Linked DNA regions of Homo sapiens: region 2 is linked to region 1. Evidence: chromatin loops called from intact Hi-C (ENCODE). Cell type or tissue: dorsolateral prefrontal cortex. All regions are shown on one strand. Links, peaks and the distances in the headings refer to the core of each region. The heading gives the core; the rest is flanking DNA.

Evidence for each region. Hi-C counts contacts between places; a loop is a spot of excess contacts. Peaks named below come from ENCODE experiments on the same cell type or tissue, not always from the same donor. Only the 100,000 strongest peaks of a DNase experiment are listed, where the experiment ranks them.
Region 2: it touches region 1 in a loop (4-fold over the local background); 1 of 110 quality-filtered maps calls a loop at or near these places.

Annotation. Positions count from the first base shown.
Region 1 is chr9:99,410,149-99,420,557 of GRCh38, reverse strand. All of the region lies in intron 2 of LOC107987011 (a long non-coding RNA gene), which reads left to right. Among named protein-coding and RNA genes, the nearest start is that of NAMA, 40 kb to the right of the region's middle. RefSeq lists an enhancer at 299-1,498. In dorsolateral prefrontal cortex, for the core only: no CTCF peak of the experiment used is centred there; no DNase peak of the experiment used is centred there.
Region 2 is chr9:99,351,138-99,361,546 of GRCh38, reverse strand. It overlaps NAMA (non-protein coding RNA, associated with MAP kinase pathway and growth arrest), which reads left to right. Exons shown (of 6, transcript NR_102271.1): 6 at 5,945-6,207. It overlaps LOC124902232 (a long non-coding RNA gene), which reads right to left and starts at 2,215. Exons shown (of 3, transcript XR_007061692.1): 1 at 1,910-2,215; 2 at 47-176. In dorsolateral prefrontal cortex, for the core only: no CTCF peak of the experiment used is centred there; a DNase peak (open chromatin) is centred at 4,792; H3K27me3 peaks cover 1,185 bases.

The DNA of each region.
Region 1 (10,409 bases), core at 1,709-9,708:
TGGGTTCAAACCCTCCGGATTTCATTCCTGGGGCTTGAGATTTCACATCCTCTGTTAGTGACAGCTTACCTGTGCTGGGTTGATTCTCTACTTTTCACTTGCAGGAGAAATCAAGGGGAAATGTCAAGTGACTTATACAAAATAAAGGAGAAATGCAGTGACCTAAAAAACAGGTTATTATATGAAAATAATACCTAAGATAGACAAAGAGATAGCACTTTACAGCCATTCCCTCATTTCCTTCTGTAGCTGGTATCTAATGTTATGTAACAACTTGCTCCAGAACTTAGTATTTAAAACAACAACAAACATTGATTACCCCAGTGTTTATAGATCAAGTACTCAGGCGAAGCCTAGCTGGGTGGCTTTGGTTCAAGGTCTCTCATGGGGTCACTGTCAAGATATCGGCGGGAGCTGCTGTCATCTGAAGGCTTGTCTTGGGCTGGAAGATCTGCTTTCAAAGTGGCTGACCCACATGGATGACAAATCAGTGCTGGTTGGTGGCAAGAAGCCTCAGTTCCATGATACATGGACTTTTCTTTGGGACTGAGTGTCACAACATGGCACTGGCTTCCCGCAAAGCAAGTGATTCAAGAAGGAACAAGGTGAAATGCAATGTATTTTATAAGTGACAGTGCCCTGTTCTGAAAAATGAATGAATTGGACTAGATTAGGGAGGGCAAACAGGTTTCCATATATCCAGTCTGTCATGAAAAAGCTGGAGGTATCCTCAGAAGAATTCTAAGGTTAAATCTCAGATAGAAGCTTACCCTAATAAGTTAGTGATGTTGGTGACACTAGGAGCAGAGAGTGGTGACATCCATGGCATTTATTTGCCATCCTTGGACTAGATAATCAATTAGCTTCACTGAAAGATGGAGGCTGACATTCTATAACCCACCCAAGCCTTCTCATCAACAGGAGAATGTTCTGAAACCAAATTTGGATTATCCAGTTTTCTATACCCAGCTCAGCCATAATCAGTGTTGCCTTTACAATTTTTGTAAATAGCCAGCTGGTTACTTAATTAAATTCACCCAGTTGTTTTCAAAACATCCAGGAGTATGACCAAATTCAATCTTTTCTTCAAACTAGTTTTGCATAGCTCTGTGAGGTGCTACATGACGATATATGTTATTTTAAACTCTCCTTATTTTTAATGATATAAACAATGAAAGCCTAAGTAAGAGAAAGGAGCTAACACATTTATTCCCATTCTGCCATCTGTTTAAAGCTGCTGATGTAATTCCAGTTTGAAATTGCATTAGCGTTTGCCTCCTGGACTTCTTCCTTATTTCCTTTTGTATTTCAGGCCTTCTGTACTTAAGAGAAAGCACTGCCTCTAGGATGTTGGTCAATTAATGCGAAGCTACAGTATAGCTCTGGCCATTTTCAAACTGGTCTCCGATTTGGATTTCCTTCATGATGAGCTAGAATGACTGTAACTGGAGTGTTATTTGCTTAAATATATTTGGTATTTAAGGTTTGATTAGTGATGTTTTCAGCAATATCATCAACAATCAGCAGATTTGTTTACACTGCGGAGGATGGCAGAGATTAAGGGTTGTGGTCGTGCATACTCAATCATTGCATACTGGCTTTTTTGACTTTTATCTCTGGATTATGCCTGAGAATTCAATTTTAATTTTTTTTTTAAATGCAGCTGCTTTACAGTGATTCGGAGTTTTGTTAAATTGTGTGATATTTTGTGTGTGTTGGGGGGTGTCTTCTATGAGGCTAGATTTCATTTAAAATTAAATTTTGGTTGGATGGCCAGGGTATGGTTTCTTTGCTTTGATATAAACTGGGGGTCCTTCTCTTCACTTCCAAATATCCCCAGTGGGGACCTGGTGGCAGGGGGACTGCGAACAAGGTTTTTGAAGACACAAGTGGGGCTGCGGCAGAAAAACCAGAAACGTGGGAAGCTTCCTACAGTTTTCTGAGCCTCAGTTTCCCCACCTGAGATAATACTAACCAATTCAGAAGTCTTTCTCTTCTAAACAAATTCTACTGTTACCTGAAACAAACATCTTTACCTTTCCTTGCTCTCACTGTAGTTAGTGGCACTGCTTTGGGGAAGTGACATTGAATTTCATGTCAGAAAATCTCATTAGGATAACAGAAGGTTGGACTTGGAAGGGACCTTAAGGATTCTCCCCCTAAAACTCTTTTTATTTATTTTTGAGACAAGGTCCTTCTCTGTTGCCCAGGCTGGAATGCAGTGGAGCAATTATGGTTCTCTGCAGCCTCGAACTCCTGGGCTCCAGCAATCCTCCTGCCTCAGCCTCCTGAGTAGCTGGGACGACAGGTGTACACCACCATGCCCAGTTAATTTTTAAAAATTTATTTTGTAGAGACTGGGTCTTGCTATGTTACCCAGGCTGGTCTCAAACTCCTGAGCTCGAGTGATGCTCCTGCCTCAGCTTCCCAAAGTTCTGGGATTACAGGCATGAGCCACTGTGCCTGGCCTCCCCAAAATATTTTTTAGACTGTCAGTTATACTCACCCTCAGAATGTAAGGGCATGGCCAGTAGAGAGAAATGTGTCTTACCAGGTACCAAGAACACAGCTCGACTTCAGCAAGCTGATCTGGAATATCCCTTGCTACTCAGAACCGTGGCTCTGAACTGTGGCTCAGAACCACTTGTGGATTTCTTTCCTTAATATCAATGTCTGGCTCTTACATCCAACTTGCTCAATCAGAATTTTGGGCCATGGGGACCAATTACTTGTATATTACAAAGCTCCATGGCTGATTTGGAGTCTAGTGAATCAAAATCTTTTGGTCAAGATGGAGAACCTCAGTTCCGGAAAAGCAGATCACTGGAGGTAGAATGGAGTCAGCAGACAGTGCTGATTAGAAAATCCAGAGACCAGGGTTTGGGCCATGATCTAAGTACTGAAGTCCTGAAGGAGCAGAGAAAGAGGGAGAACCCATACAGCTCGGGAAAAGCAGGGGAGCCCTCACAAGGCAGGTGACATCTGTGTTAGATCTTAAAGATAAGTAGAAATTTTCCTTTTGGAGAAGAAATGATGGCTGAGAGGAGGACAACATTGAAATTCATCACAGAGCATGGCACAAAGCAGGAGGTATGAAAGGCAAATGTTTTGAGCAACTACTCATCTCTTCCAGAGACCATATGAGATGCTGGACATGGAGAAGTTTGACTGGAACATGGAGATGTGGAATATCAGGAGTTTGACCTGTAAAAGTAATCTGCATCAACTCATTAAAAGTCATGACTCCAAAGTAATAATTTTGGAATTGATCCTGTAGTCTGTTGTTTGCAACTGCAAAGTCACAGAACACTGGTATGTTACAATTAGCCATGAAAAGCTACAAGTAACGTATTAGTATTGGCCATGAAGGAGGCAGCAGAGGAGATCCCAACTCTGCTACTCACCAATCATGAGCCACCTACTGTCCCCTGGGAAAATTATTAAAGTGCCTAGTGCCTCATTTTCTTCATCTGTATTGTAGAGATAATTATGGCACCTACCTGACAAGGTTGTTATGAGGCCTAAGCGTTAGTATCTGTGAAGCTGTTGACATAGTACCTGGCAATATAGATATCAGTAGTAGTATTACTATTGCTATTATTGTTGTTGTTGTTATTTCTACAAAAGTTTGAAGAGTCATATACAGACACATTCAAGGAGGTTCAAGTTGACTTATAATTCACACTCTCTTGCATTATTAAGTGGAACAAAACAAAGTAGTGAGTGAACCTTTGTCTAGTAAGTTGCACATAGCCCTAGTAACATCTAAGGCAGTAAGTGGAGCCTGCAAATATTCTCTTGTGTGAACCACTGCCACAGGCAATGCCAAACATCTTGAGTAGGGTTGCCAGGTAAAATACAGGATACCCAGTTACATTTGAATTTCAGATAAAACAATAAATAACTTCTTAGTATAATAAGCATGTCCCATTATTGCAGGGGACAGATACTAAAAAACTTGTAAGTATGGTGGTAGGGATCCATGTGATTCTTTGGTCACACTTCAGGTGCCAGAGTCCCTTCCAGAGAGGATGGATCTCCCTAGCCTTTCTGGAGGAGGATTCCCACAAGTAGGGGTAGCAGCTTCATCCCTGAGAAATCTTCAGGGAAGCTGGTGTCGGGCCCTGAAGGCTGAAAAGCATTTTGACAGGTGGAAAAAAGCATACAGTGTTGCATTCTAGGAAATAGCATGCTCCAACGACAGAGGCACGGGAGTATGCCTGGGAACCTTTGAGGAGACAAGGGTGGGTGGGGCTGTGTGTGTGTGTGTGTGTGTGTGTGTGTGTGTGTATGTGTATGTGTGTCTGCAGGGGTTGGATGGGGCTCAAGAGGACACATGGTCAGGGCAGTGTTTGGGGCCAGGAGTTTAAGAGTTTGAGAAATTATATTGAATGAGTTGTAACCTTGTAACTGAATAAGTTACTACCCACTTCCTGAATTAGTCATTTTGCTTCCTTTCTTAATGGGTTTCAGACATGTTTCCCTAAGCACTGCCATTATTTTTCCTTATGATGATTAGTTTGTTTGTTTGTTTGTTTATTCATTTTACAATTCTTCTATGTTCAGTTAGTGAAAGGTTGTAAGATGGATAGGAACAGCAAGACTCAATGATTATTTAACAAGTAATAAACTGACAGTACAGTCAAACAAGCTTGTCACTGGAAGTCTTACTCTGCTATGTGAAGTTAACATGGCAGAGCTAATTTATTTAATTAGAAGCTGTTTTTACTGGAAGACTTCCAGGAGGACAGTGGGTGTATTCTATGGCGTTTCGGGGCTCCTTCGATTTCAGAGGTCTCACAGATAGAAATTAAATTGAAGAGGACAATTAAAATAAAACCCTGTGAACTGTTACCTCCTTCAGTAGTGTCTGTTGACTGCATCCCCCGCCTTCAGCTGTTTGGGGATGGAGACCTTTATCCTCAGAACTAGGCAGATATAAATTACATTAAATTGTACCAAGCTCTTTTGGTGTTTTTCCCGGATTTAGAAGACACACATCTTGCCATTTCTTGATTAATTACTGCACGAAAGTTGCAGATAAGCGAGCTTGGCTCAACATAACGAAGGATTCGCATGTGACCTGGAAACGCTGTCAGGCTGGGTAAGGAGGAGCTGGGTTCTAGTCTCAGGTGCAGCAATAATTCTTTGTGTGACCCTGAGCAGGTTGTTTCTCTTCCCTGGGCTTCAACGCTTCATTTGTAGAACGAGAAGGGAAACTTTATGGTTGCTTTTAGCTGCTCCATTCTGAAATTCTGGGTCACAAGAAGGCTGTCAAAGGAAGGGACCCAGCCAAGGCAGAACATCAAGGAAAGACCTTTAGAATGGCAGAGGCTGAGTGGAGCCTTAAAGGAAGAACAAGCATCAATGACAGCAGCGAATCCTATAAATGTCTCTAAACAAATAATCATTATTATAGATGTATGCGAAGACTTACCTAGAAGAAAGAGAGAATGCTAGAAGGTTCTTTGAATATTATTATTTTGAGAATCTTAAATGAGTTAATGTGTATGAAGTGCTTAGCATAGATCTTCTTTTTTCTGGGAACAGTGAAGTAGGTTATTTAGATCAATCCTCCTGCTGGAAGCAATGGAAAATATACATTTTTAAAAAAAAATCTTCTTAAAACCATTGAAGAGATGACAAAAGAAATATTAGAAATACCAAATTAAAAATAAAGGGAAAACGAAAACTTAGCAAAGTAAGCAAACACAGAAAGTTTATTGCTCTGAGCACACATGTGCCGATTTCTCAAAATCAGAAATATTTTTTCTGGCAGCCTTGAGAAATGAGGGGAACAGAAATAAAATCAAAGCCTAGGCCCACAGCAGAGAGGCAACTCCCAGCAAACCCTTCCCACAACAAGCTAGAATCCCAGAGACTTCACTCCCAGGATGAGAGAGAACCAGAAATGGCATAGCCCTCATAGAATCACAGCCTGGTTCCAGTCTTCTGAGTTTTTTTCTAGTCCCTTACTACTCAAAGTGTGGCCCACAGATCCCCAACAGCAGCATCAGCAGAGAGCTCATCTGCAACATAAATTCTTGGGCACCACTCCAGACCAATTGTATCAGAATCTGTACTTTAACAAGATCCCTGGTAGAAGCAAACCCAAATCCTTTGGAGAGGAACTCACTTTCATTACGGGCCTCAAATTACTGCTGGTAGTAATCTCTCTAATGCAATTTCTGGTCAATACAAAAGATAACAAAGCACAGAAGAAAATTAGGCAAGAGAGTCAGCAAAAACAACAGACAACAGAAACAGATGTACAGGGTCTCTGGAGACTGGAATTATCAAATGCAGTTTCTCAATTAATAAATTATATTCACAATAGCTATGTGTGAAAGGGAACATAAAAAGTAAAAAAGTTCTCTTCAGTGAATAGCAATCTATTAAAAAATTATAATGGATTTGAAAAAGAAATTCTAGACATGAAGTGTTTAGCACATTGGGGTAGTGAGTTCCCTGTCACTGAAGGTACATGAACAAGGCCAGACAACTGAGTAACAGAATAGTTGAAGAGGGGAGTCTAGCCCTGGCTAGCGGTTAGCCTGGTCATCTTCAAGTCTCCTTATGGTACAAATGCTGTAAGATATTTTGCCTAAGAACAAGACATCCTCCAATTGACCAGGGTCCTCAGATCATGTCTAGCTTGACTTCTCCAGGTATGGGCTTGAGAATCCTGCCCAAGACTGCTGCATTTCTCACTGCCCCAGGGTAGCTAACAGTTACCATGGCTGTGTAAACTTGCAGAGAGATAGGGATCATCCATAGAAGCTGCAGATGAAACACAGGGAGCCAATCTGGGGGACATATCACATACTATGGATCCAGGAGAAGTTTTAATAACATGTAGTTTAAATTGATCATTTGCAGACATCTGCATGAGTTTGCACAAACTCTCTTCACTTTAAAACATTCTCAAAACTTTATAATATTCCAAAAGAAAAGAAAAAACCATCAACTTTTGACCTGCTGTCTTTCTTGGTTCTGTTTATGTTCTCAACTTGTTCTACTCTATCAAACTCTCCAAATGGGGGGGCCTATGGCCATATTTTCCATCCATGCTCACTCTTCAGAATCCCCTAACCCAAATTTCTTTGCATACAGTCAGTTTATTCAAGTTACACTTGTTCTTAGGTTCATCCTTTCCAACATTTCTGATCATCTTCTCCTTCCTGGGGCTCTCTTTGGAAATGACAGTTACCATTCAAGGGGCATCCTTAAACCACTTTCTATTACATTATTTAATCCTTACATGAATCATGAGTAATCATTTCTGTAAGGGCTATTACATGGTAATATTCATTCCTTATAGAAAAAATAGAAAATACCTGTAAACAAAAGCAAATTGAAATCTCTTCTAATTTTACCAACAGGAGATAACTTTTTGCTAATGTTTGTTAATATTTGGGATGTTTTCTCCAGGCATTTTTTCTGTGAAATTTTGCAAAACATGAGATTTTATATGCTGAGCATACATTTTAGTCTGTCTTTATTTATTAACAATAGATTATGAACCCTTTTCCATGTTAATAAATATACAGCTACAACTTAATTCTTAATGTTTGCACACTATGTTTCTATATGGATATATGACAACTTCCTTACAAATCTATTGTTAAACATTTGAATTAATTCCAATCTTCACTATTAAAATAGCATCTTATAGCTATATCTTTGTGTACATCCTTAATTATTTCTCCAAAATAAATTCCTAAATGTGGAAATGAATTCATACTTCTGCTTTTGACAAATTTCCCCCCCAGAAAGTTTGTACTAATTTAGACTCCCAACAGCCATGTGTGAACAGGGCTATTTCCCTGCACTCTAACCAACATTTGGGTATTAATGTTTTTATTGCCCTGGCTAATTTCATAAGTAGCATTTTATTATTGTTTTAATTAGCTTTTCTACAGTTATAAGTAAAATAGAATATGCTCTTCCATGTTTATTTACCAATTGATTTTTTTCTTTTGTGATTTAAATTGTTAATATTCTTCATATAGTAACACTGGTACATAGAAATAAATATTAACCAGTATTATTATCATCATCATGATTATCATTATAGGTAGCAGCCCTTGTACATTGTAAACAGAATCCCAAATTTTTCATTTCCTTTTAATTTAATCCAATTATATTTTATCAATTTAGGCCATACAGAGGTTTACATTTTCGATATGAATACATTCATAAACTTTGATTTTTACGGTTTCTGCCTTTGATGACATGCTTGGGAAGACCTTTCCCATAATAACATTATATAAATGTTGTTTAAATTTTCCCCTTAGAGTATTTAAATGGTTTCATATTGTATATTTAAATTATTAATACATCTGGAATTTAGTTTCATATAAGGGTGGGATAGAGACTAGTGGGCCTTCACAAAAAGCCAAATGGTTTTTCTACTCAGCATTTTAAGTATTTTTCAAACAGAACAGAACAGGAACATTTTTGAATCAAGACCTGTGAATGGCTACATCTCTGAGTGGAAAGGAATTAATTACCGCATGTCAGAAATCAGCATGGGGCCAGAGCTGTTAAACATACTAATGGCTTGGATGGAAGGAGAGCTGCAAAGCAGGCTGCTAGCTTTTCTCTGTCCAATGGTGATTTAAGAGGGTTACTTACAGCCCAAGATGACAGTGAGGAAAGCCAGACGGCCTTCAGTGTCAGGGAAGGGAGCAGCTTGGTGTCAGCAGACAAAATTGGATCTGGTCATGATCCGTCTGCAAGGCTCTTCTGGGCCCTCGTTGTGCAGATGAGAAAGGGGTAAGAATGGCCAAGACCTTCCCTTCTTGGCCAGGCCCAGAAGGACCACACCCAGAGGCTCCTCTAGGTAATAGCTCAGCAGCCAACTGTGCTGGGGGTTCCCCTCCAACATGGCCGTCTTCTTTGGTTTTGCTCCGTGGATTTCTAGCTTATGCTTCTACTCTCCTACATCCCCCACTCTACTGTTTTCTTCAGAGCACACATTTGATATTAAAACCATTCTTCCCCAGACTTTGTTTCCATGCTGCACGGCTGTCCCACCATCGCATGTCTTTTCCACCTTTAAACTGTTTTTCATAAGGCTATTTTTTCTGAACATAGCTCTTGGTTATTCTATCAGTGAGAAACATAATGCTATTACTTGACAATTATAACTTGCTTTTAATAACTTGCTTCACTTGTCTTTTAATACAAACCTCTGAGTAATCCTGACAGGTAGTTGGGGAAGATCGTGTGGACAAAGCCAAGATCTGAGAAGTTGTTTGTCTGAGGGTCACAGTGACTCAGGAGCAGATCTGAAACTTGACACCAGAGATCTGGCCCAGCTTCAGAGCTCATCCTACCAGCCTCTGTGATCCCTTTCCTACTTAACTTGGTGGTTCTTGGAAGTCCTGTGGTTCAACATAACTCTAATAATTTTCTCTGTCAAAGTTCCATGCTAGGTTGTAAGGGTACCAAGATAACAGAGTCATACTCTGTCTGAGCAGGTTCACACTAGGAGTGACTTTTGCGTATTTTGTCTATACAAAATCAGAGGTGGGCAGAAGGAACTGCTAAACCGTTGTCAGGCTGTTGGTTGGGGAAGGCATCACGGAATACATTTTGGCATGTGGGTTGGGGCCTGTCACACTAGATGACTTTGGCATCTTTAAAGGACATCTGTCATACCATTCTGCCCATTCCCCATCCACACTACAATTTTCCTTCCCCTACTCTCAGTTTGTGCAATATCACCTCCTGGCCACAGGTATAGATTCAGGTGTGGGACCCATGTTATTTCAATGGCATGAAACTCTGGAGTTTTGATAATTCCATTGGAAAAAAAAAAAGATGCTGACTTCCTGCAGGGGTATCTGAAGCTGGTGACCATCTTGTCTTTGAAAAGAGAGAACTCACCTGAGAACAGAGCCCACACAGGAGCAAGTAGAACTGAGAGAGGCAAAGGATAAAACTGAGCCTGTGGGACATTGTCTGGGCTCTGAACACAGCCACCCCGAAAGCAAATACTTTGAATTTTACAGTCTTGTGAGCCAATAGATTCCTTTTCTTATGCAGGTACATCAGTCTGAGTTGGGTTTCTGTCACCTGCAACTTAAAGATCTTTTGACTAACGTAGAGTTCCATTTCAAATCCAAGGCTCTGTGAGTCTTTGGCAGACTGGAGGGCAGACATGGTGTCCAGCTGCCTCCGCACCTAGCTCCTCTGCCTTTCTGGTCCAGCTGCCCAGCATTCATGAAATGATTGGGCCAAAACTGTGCTGCTTTCAAAGATGTAGATTTTTATTCCTTGGTGGTATGAGGTTTCAGACCAGCAGGACTTTAACTCTCCTTGGTCGAGGCAACTATTGAAGCATTTCTGCAGAGTGGTCCAGCTGCTGATATACCTAGGTGAGGGCCACAGATGGTGGCTGC
Region 2 (10,409 bases), core at 918-8,917, 58 kb after region 1:
CTTCCCAGGCACTGGGGAGCAAAGGTGAGAAAGATCCAGGACTTACCCTCAAGAAGCTTATAGTCCAGTGGGAGAGACCATCACAAGCAAAAAGAAAAATTAAATCCATGCACTCAGGGCTCCAGGAGAACTTTGCTGTGAGTGCACTAGCTGTCCGGGAGCATCTGGGGTGGCGTCTGCAAGGAAGGGATGCTTCGGATGAGTTTTCAAGGATACACAGGATTTTATGAAGTGGCAAAGGCAGGAGTGGGAAGGGATCTGTGCATGCAAAGTTCTGGGAAAGATGTGGAAAAGTTTTGTTTATTTAAGGAACTATGAGAACTTTGACGTGACCAGAGGAGCTACCATGCAGGCAGGGAAGTGCAAAGGATGAATCTAGAGCAGAGGTTTTAACCAGGGACAGTTTTGTACCCCAGGGACACTTGTTTGTCACAAAGAGAGGAGCAGCAGTGCTACTAACATCTATAGCGCAGAGGCCAGGAATGCTGCTAAACATCCTACCATACTACCGTGTGGACAGCTCCCACAACACCATGATCTGGTCCACAACGTCAATACTGCTGAGACAGAGAAACCCTGAGCATGGTAGGGTGTTTAGGAGTATCCCTGGCCTCTCTGCCCACTACAGAGAAGCAGCAGCCACACCACGAAAAAATGGAGTTCTGTTAGGGGCACTGTGCTTTCTGAGGGTCACACAGAGAAGGCATCCAGGGGAAGGAAGCCAGGGGAGAGTTGAGCTTTCAGATTCTGCAATCTGGAGTCCTCTATAGCTGTGTTTCAGCTAGCCCTCCCAGCTTTATTTTCTGTACATGTTTGATAAGCCTGCATCCAGTATCTGCCTCCAAATTGTTGACAAAAATGTTAAATGCAAAAATTTCAGGGCAAATAATGACTTAGACTCAAATAATGCCATTCAGTTTATGGGCATTTTGCATCCTTCATCTCATTTATATTCATTTTACAAAACAGAAAAATGAAGCTGGGAGATGTTCTGCAATCTAGGAATTATTTAACTATAACACGTTCAGCTCCCATCTCTTCTCCTAGGCTGGTCCCTGAGTGCTCCAAGGACCCATGCATCTGACCATAGGGGATGCTGGGAGTATCCTCCATCCTGGCCTGAAAGAGCTCCCTTTCAGCTTCCTGGATTCATATCTGTGTGAGTGGCTAAGGGCAGGTTCCCTGGTCTCCCTCTGCCCCTAGCTGTGACACTCACATACCCGTCTGACTACAGGGGACTCTCTCCCTCCCTGAGGCTGAATTGGTAAGAGGACCTCTCATGGATAGCAGGCAGGGACAGCTGCTCAGCTCATGTTTTCTGGCCAAGAAGCATTACTGACCCTGTGATTTGGCACTTCATCCAAACTGGCAGATGGGTACAGGTGCCTTGCCGTGATGCTGCTTCCTCTCCACCAAGCATGCCTGACCATTAAATCACCCAGCAGAGGACAGCACCAGTCAGCTGAGGGGTGGGCTCTTTTCAAGTGGAACCCCAAAATACTGCTAATCTGAAATGTCACTGTTCTCAGGGACAGCACGAATGAACCATGCCAAGTCACACACTGCAGAAACACTCTCAATAATCAACACTAGGTGTTCTAACAGTTTGTTCAAGCCTGTTCATCTGTGGTTTAGAAGTTTATAACATGACAATCTTTTACTCCAATAGCTTTCTGAAAACTGACTTCCCATATTCCCAAAGCCATCGCCAGCTCCCAGCTTTGTCATTCAGGAAAAAGAGTATGCACCTCCCCTTCATCCTCCTCATCTCTCACCATCATTAAGTACAAGCCCAAGGAGAAGAATCAAGGGCAATGAATCTTCATCAAACAATAAAATCCTGCCTGGTACCAGACCTACCTGTGCCATCCAAGCACTGCCTGCCCTGTCCCTCCATTAAACATCTTACCCTTGCTGCTGGTGGCTCCCGGGGCACTGTCCTTTCCGTGGCTCCTCCTCCCACCGGCATGGCCCAGCGGCTCTCTCCTGCTGCTCTGGCTCCGTCCCTCTCCAATAACATTGCTCCTTCTCTGGCAGGGTCCAGCCACTTTGTCACAAGCTACATCTATGGCGAGCAACGACTCCCGGCTGCAGGGTGAGACAGATAAGAGGATAAGAGGGAGCAGGAGCAGACGGAGAAAGAAGGTGGCAAGACAGAGCAGGCGAGAGATAGTGGTGGCTAAGTCTAGGGTGCTGATTATGGAGTAAAGGGAAAAGGAGGCATGAAAGCTGAGCCCGTGTTGAAAAGAATGTCAAAGGGAGCTCAAGCACTGGGCGGGGTGAGGGCAGAAGAGGGGTCCTTTCCAACCCTGGCACCTTTAAACTGTACAGGGGCTACCCTGGCTTGGAGCCATGCCATGCCTCTGATCCTAGGGAGTAAGAATCTCTTTTTGGGGGTGCAGGGCAACAGCACCCATTTCTCCATGAGCCACGTGCTTGCGTTTTCCAGTGGGATGCTCTCCAGGGTCATCTGGGTCCTCTTGCCTTGTGCTTGTTCATCACCTGAGCATGATTCTTGCCTGCTCAGCAGGGCGGTAGGGGGTTGTGAGCTCACAGCCCAGAAGCTTGACCCCTGTGGGGGCTCGGCATTGGTCCCTGGGACTCTGTGGCAGTGAGGCAGCCACACAGTGTCGAGTGGCTACTCTGTATGAGGGGATTTCTAAAAATACATCTGTCCTGCTTCTCATGGGGCTCATGAGTGCCAGGCAGATGGGACAGGCATGTACAACCTGCTCCCTCCTCACTGTCCCCACCACCGTCCTTCTAGTTCGGGTTGCCGCCTCTTCTCACCCAGACTATTCCACCAGCCACCTGCCTGCTCTCCCTTTCCCCGTGGCCTACCAGGTATTATAGTTACTAAAAACACAGGATCCTGTTGGGAGACCACACCTCAGCTAAAGCCTATTCTCTCATTCATTCATTCACTCACTCATTCATTCAATCCTCAGCATGCACCTCATATACATTTAACGTGCCAATGTGGCATGCTTTTTCGAGGCCAGGCTTGTGGCAGATGCTACAGATTGGGTGAGTGAAGCCAGACACAAAAGGACATAGTGTATGAATCCATGTGTGCAATGCTCGGGAATAGGCAGATGTAATCTACAACAATGGAAGTCACAAGACTGATGACTTCTTGGAGGTGGCGTGTAGCTATTGACTGAGGAAGGGCAGGGTGGGCTCTCTGGGGTCTGGCAATGCTCTATATTGTGATCTGAGTGACGTTCTCAAGGGTGTAACAAATTGAAAATGTACTGAGCTGCACACTTGAGAACTGTGCCTTTTACTATAGTATGTTAGAACTCATTATCTTTTTAAATGTATATAAAACATAATTCTGGTTTTGCTTTTTGGAACTATACACATATCCATGACTCAAGAATCAAGGAGAAAACTATTAATACTCTAACAGTGCTTGTCTCTAATTGGTAAGATTATGGTAAACTTAATTTCCTTGTTGATACTTTTCTGGATTTCCCAAATATTCTACACTGAATAGATCTTGCTTAAGTAATGAGATTAAATATATTAAATGTTATTTTAAAAGTAAGAGCCCTCGAGGTGAGACAATCAGCAAGCACGAGGCAGGTGGCTGTCTTCCCAGAGGGGCCAAGCCCACTCACGAGCTTTTGTCCTCTTAGGCAGCAAGGACACCAGCTTAGGAGTCATGTTCCAGGTCTGTGAGATTTCAGTTCAGCTAAATAAAGCTCTTGGCCCGCTGTGGGTGGTGAGGTGGGGCTGCTGGTGGAACCCTCGGGGTTTTCCTCTCATTGCTGAGGGGAAGGAGGCTCCAGGGCTTTCAGAGGCTTGCCAGGCCCATTCTTACCCTGGCAGCCGTTTAGACTAGCCTGACTCAGAGTCCCATGCACTTCTAACCTCTTAGACTTGGGACTTTGAGCCCCAGCCTGCCTGGAGTTCTCTCTTATGGAGTGGGGATAATTTCAGGATCCTCGCCACATCCCTTCAGCAGGAAGGACCTGCCCTATGCAGTTTGGGGACACAGAGAGATAGAGTGAGCTGATGGCACAAGTAAAAAAAAAATTTATATATATATAAATTTTATATTATATATATATCAATTGTTATTATATTTTATATATTATATTATATATTAATTTTATTAATAAATTTTATTATATATATTATATATTAATTTTATTAATATTTATTAATAAAATAAAATATTATATATATAGATTGAACCCTGGAAACTCTAAGGAAGGAAGAAAATGGAACATGGAGGAATCACTCTGGGCCTCGGTTTTCCACTGGGAAATGTGGCTGTTATGAGATTACCATATGAATAAGCATGTAGAAAATGCTGGAATGGGGGCTGGTTTTGTGTTCTGGTTTTGGTGACGCTTTGGGACATGGAGACCGGCTGCATAGCTGGCTCCCTGGCCTCCTGCTCCAATTCCAGTGCCCCACTTTCTTACTCTCTTACTCTCTTGGCCACCACAGCCCAGACATAGCAGGGGCAGGATAGATTTTTTCGTATGTGTGTCCGAAGCCTGATTTCTGCATTGGCAAAGCTATTGTGGTCATGTGATGAGGATCAGCTTGTGATTCACAAATGTATTTTGTATTTCTAGCTTGGATCCTAAAAACACTTCCCTCTTCCCTCCCACCTCCCTCTCCTCTGCCCACAACATGAAGGCTCCCACAGAGATGTCATGTGAAGGCTTCTCAGGCTGAGCCAAGGGAAGAGCCAGTGGCCAGCTCTGCCCTGTGACACACACAGCCTCCAGGAGTCACATGGTCTCCAGCTACCACCACCTGCCCTCTGTCCCCGGCCTGCTGCCCTCTCCCTGGCAGGCTTCCTGAGCTGATGCTTCCCTCCAGACTGCAGCGTAGCAGACAGTGAGACTGACGGACAGAGGGTACAGGGCCAACAGGCTTGGACAGTTCTGTTCCCAGCTGACCTTGGGGTGGGAATCCAACCGGGAAGCTCCTGGACACTACATGGTGTGCCCTGCAGGAGATGAGGTGCCTTACTGACCCGATCCAGAGGTAGACAGAGCTATTGGCAGCTGCTTCCCCACAACCAGCCCCAGCTCCACGAGCATGAGCCACAGGTGCTGAAATAAGGCAATGCAGGGAGCCAATGGCAGCATCCAGTGTCCCTCATGGAAAGGCTGGAAGCAGGACATTGCCAGGCCTTGGGGAGAGGGAAGAGGACAAATACAGGAGGAGTCATCTGTGTACATATTCACAAAAAAGAAAAACAAATCAGGGATTCTCAATCAGGAGCTATTTTGCCACCCAGGGGACTTCTGGTAATGTTTGAAGACGTTGTTGGTTGTGGAAACTGGGGAAGTGCTACCAGAATCTAGTGAATAGAGGCTAAGGATGCTGTTGCTGAACAGCCTCTGATGCACAGAACAGCCCCCACCCCCAACAAAGAATAATCCAGCCTCAAATGATAGTGTTGCTGTTGAGAAACCCCGATCTAGAGAGAAAGCAGCTTTGCTAGGGAAGATTTGAGCAGGGCCCCATGAATAAACCCACCAGAGTGAGCTGCAGCTGTGAGTTCCAGGCTTGGAACCTTCCGTGCCTGTTTAGTGCCCTCAAATTTGAGCCCATACCCTTCGGCACACACACTAAGACTTCCTTCCATGATCAAGCCCTGGCTTACCCTTCAGCCTCATCTCCCACTGAGTTTTGGTCACACCAGACCATCAACATCCCAGATACTCCAAAGTCCTTGCCCTTGAGGAAGGAGATTCCATACCCTGTCTGGAATGCTCTCCTTCCACTTCTGTCTGACAGATACTCACTCCCCATTCCCTGTTCTGCATCCAGCTGTGGCATATTTGAGAAGCCTTCTTTCATTGCTATCCTGCATCTTCCTTGTTCCTGGGGTAGCACACAGCCTCTCTTTCATAGAACATCACACAAGACAGCTGCTGGGATGGCTGACTTGTGTATCTGTCTCTCCCACCAGACTGTGGGTTCTCTCAACAGGGTGAACATGAAAAATAGAAGCCTCCAGTTTCTCCTGATAGTGTATAGATGGGCAGATCTGGCCTCAATGGCAGAAGATACTTGGGGAACTGGAGAAAGTACAGAAGGTGATGTGAAATCAATTGGGTCATCAAAAGAAGACGGGTGTACCACAATTTGTTCCTCCACCTGCTGCCCATGAACATTTGGAGGGTTTCTAGTTTTTGGCTATTACAAATAAAGTTGTCATGAACATTTGCATACAAATCTTTGTGTAGACATATGTTTTTATTTTTCTTTGGTTAAATACCTGGTAGTTGAATGGCTGGGTCATATGATCAATTTATGTTTAACTTTTTAAGAAACTACCACTGTTTTCCAAAATCATTGTACCATTTTACACTCCCATCAGCAGTGTACAAGAGTTCCGGTTCCTCTATATCTTCACCAGCACTAGGTTTGGTCAGTCTTTTTAATTCTAGCCATTTTAGTGGGTATGTAGTGGTATCTTACCATGATTTTAATTTGTATTTTCCTAGTGACTGAGGATGTTGAGCATCTTTTCCTGTGCTTATTTGCCATTCATATATTTTCATTGGTAAAACATATATTCAAAGACAGAGTTTTGAAAATTATGAACATGGTCTTTGGAATCCATCAGACCTAGTTTCATTTTCTGGCTTGGCCATTTACTGTGCAATTTAGGATAAGTGGCTTATCCTCGCTGAACTTCATCTTCCTCTTGTGTAAAATGAGGATAAAAGAACCCAGTAAGGTTAGAGTGAAGATCAAACACTAAATGCCTTTAAAGTACTTAACCCAAGGCCTAGCATATAAAACATAATAAACATTATTAATAATTATTATAACTTTCTCTCTTGGTCCAATTGGAATTATAACAAGCAAGACCCCTGGCATACCTCAGAAACTAATCTCTGCAGGAATTAAATGGTGTTTTATTTCCAGTACAGTATATATACATAAATTTTTTTATCCTTAGGTATTGGAAGTATGGAATTTTGTACCAGTCTATTATGTCACAGCAGAAAGAGTCTTTAGAGATATCTAAACCAAGGCCATGCCTTAGCCCAGGTCCTCTAGTAATAAGAGCCTAAGGCAAGAATTACAATGCTGGGACTTTATTTGAGAGGTGCAAACCTAGGGTTCTCAGGGTGAGGAAAAAATTAGGAAGGAAGACAGGAAGATTTGGAGGTTATTGTGCAAGTTTCCACTACACAAAAAAAATTGCCAAAGAGACACAGTAGGTCTCTTGACAGAAGTGCTTGCTCAGTGCCCAGAATTCCCTGGAAGGCTTACAAAGAGAAAGCACACTTCCCAGAAGCCCAAGGAGGGAAAAAGCAGAGGATGCTTGTCTGACAGCTTCCCTCCCATGATCAAGATTGACTTCATGGAGAGCAATGTCCCCTCCACTTCTGGGGCGTGTTGTCCAGCACCATGGTGGCCATTCAGGGACACACATCCCTTAGGTGTTCTGGCATTTCACCTAAGCCCAGAAGTCAATGGGCAGCTTCGTGCCAGTGGGAACCAGCCAAGGGAGAAGAAGAAAGTGCACCAGAGTTACATCCTGTCTTAGTCTGGGAACCCCTAGAAGCAGATCCTGAGTCAAAAATTTGAATGCAAGAGGCTTTGTGGAGGAAGAGACTCCAGGAAGCACTGGTAGAGGAAACAGAGAAGATAGGGAAAGCTGAGAGCGTGGGGGTGCCAATGTACTGTTGTGGGTGCAACACTATTGGAGACCTCTGGGAATCAGTAAGAAACCCATTTTAGGATTTTCCCACATCGACTTCTACCTCCCCTCCCCCAAGAGAAAGGAGGGCCAGTCTCTGGGAGTAGGGCTCTTTTGGCATATCAGGTACCACATCTGCCACATCACGGGCCAGGAAATTTTTTCTTAATTGGCCAGGATTTTTTTAGATTTGTTGGCTGCATGGTTTCTGTTGCAACTAGTCAACTTTGCCCTTGCAGCTCAGCCACAGGCGATACATAAACAAATGAGCAAGGCTGTGTCCCAATACAACGTTAGTCACAAGAACAGGCAGCCAGTTGGCAGGCATAGTTTTCAGATCCCTGTGCTACAAGTATGATGCATCCCATTTTGCATGGAAAAACTGAGGCCTAGTAGAGAAAGGTAACTTATCACGTAGCCAGCCAGAGGCACATCTGCTGACTTTTTGTTCAATATTTTCTCTACTGTGCCTTGCTACCTCTCTACTGAGGCCTTTGTGTGTGTGTTTAAAGAACTGGCAAACAGAATTCTCCCAGAAAGTATGTGTGTAACCCATATTTTTTAAATGGTGGTGGTTTGTTTCCTCTTGGTGGCTAGAGAGGCTCCAGGGCCTAAAGTTTTGCAGGCTCCAAGAATGGCTCCAGGCAGCTATCTCCCTGAGCATCACTGAGTGGGGCTGCTTTGGAAGCCTCCCCCGTGCCAGCCTCTTCCACCAGCCTCTGCCTCTGCTGCCTTGGCAGAGTGTCTCCAGCAGTGGTCACAAAGCGCAGAGTGAAAAAGCAGTTAGAGCATTGGATCCTGTAAAGATCTAAAAATATCCAGGAATGTGTGCACATATGTGGCCCTTCTGTGATCAAAACATCTGGGAAGAAGATCAAATGTTCCTGCTTTAATTTGCCTAAAATTCTGCGAGGACTTGGAAAGGGAAAGATGTTGAAAGTCATTGACTTTAAGGGGGTGAGGTGGAGGGAGGGAAGGACGTCACAAGGTTTTGTATTTTTAAGGCAAAGTAAGTTATGTGTATGCAGAATCCTCCCCTGGGGTGAGTCCTGGACCTTGATTTCTTTGGGATTCTGGGGATAGTTTCTCATAACGGGGGCGGAAAGTTCATTGGCTACAGACTTGAATTCCTGATTTGACTGCATTTGTTTAAAGGAAGATCAAAATGCCAAGACCCTCAATCAAATATTAGGAGCCGTGATACCGTAACAAATCACTAAATGTCAAATTTGAAGAAGGCCTGGTGTAAGTCAGGCATTTTTCAGATGCAGAAATCAAGACCCAAAGGGAGAGCTTTCCTGGGTATCCCTCCTGACTCTCAGACCACTGGTGCATTGCAAAGAAGAGTTGGAGCAAAGTTTCAATCCCGGTTCTGCCACTTCTAAGCCATCTGACCTCATCTGTATACGGATGATCCTGAATAGTTTTGTCCGTAAGAAGCCAGGTTGGAAACCTCTGGATCTCGTGTAGCTGCTTGCTGTGGCCCTGTAGCAGGGTGACCAAAGGCAGGAAGATGCCCACTGTCTTCATTACTTTTCATGGTTCCAAATCCTAATCAAGTGGCCTAGTCATTTGGGCTGACTGATGTCAGTCTGGAATTCCATTTGGTCCCTGGCTTGAATCTTTGGCCAGAAAGTGGTTAACTGGCCTCTAGAGTACCCTTTCTTCAAGCTACACCCTAACTCTGGGCCAGAGAAGGCAAGCCACTCCCTCAAGCTTAGGCTGCAACGAAGGCAACCGCCCATGCATCCGCCTGTGCCACTCTTGCCCATGCACCCGCCTGTGCCACTCTTCAGTCCCACTGGCCTTTGGAGGCCAAATAGTGGCTGCATGGGAGATGAGACGAAATCCCGGACTGGGATTCCCAAAAGAGATTATGCACGAGGAGGAAGATCTAAGTAGCGCCTGGTACTCAGGCACCAGAACTTCTCAACCTGCTTCCATCAGGGAGAACAGTAATCCAAGCAGGACCTTGACTTGATCTCCACCAGCGGCAGTGCCTAGTGCACCCTCTGGAGGCCAACCTTTCTGTTCCTCTCCAGTTATTCCAATGGGCTCAAAGACCAGGCCCACCAGGGGCACAGCTGTCACTCTAAAGTGACAAAATCATGAATTACCAGGATAGCCCTAGTAGTATCTTGGCAACACTGTTTCTTAGTCCTTTCCACTGTTGCCACTCGGTCCCACATGGGATCATCGAGATGGGAGGTCCACACACCCAAGGTCTTTATGAATGTCTCTTTCATGCTGCCGTACACTGTCTACACTTAGCTAAAAAGTCACGTTCTCTCATATTAACCATGTGGCTAACAAGCCAAAGACTACATAATGAACATCCAAGAGCAATGGACTATGATTGTAACCGCAACACCCCAATTTGCCACCACCCTATTAAGTTATCATTGCCTATCCTCTCCTATTTTTATCAGTCCACAGAAACATTAAATATACCTCCTTTGCCACAGAGAGAAAAATCTCAAAGTACGTAAAATCTCTCAACAATTATCCCTTGTTTCTTTTTATTTCACTTGGTCCCAGCTGTAAGAGCTGTAGGAGCCTAGATGGAAGCTGGGTCTCTTCCTCAGCAGCTGAAGACAGACTGGAACCATCCTCTGTTGACCTGCCAAGTTGGGTCCATCTAATGCTCACTCTCTCATGTGTCCTGCTTTCCCAAAGTTCCAGAGAGTCAAGAAGACAAACTGTTGTGCCAGGACTCACT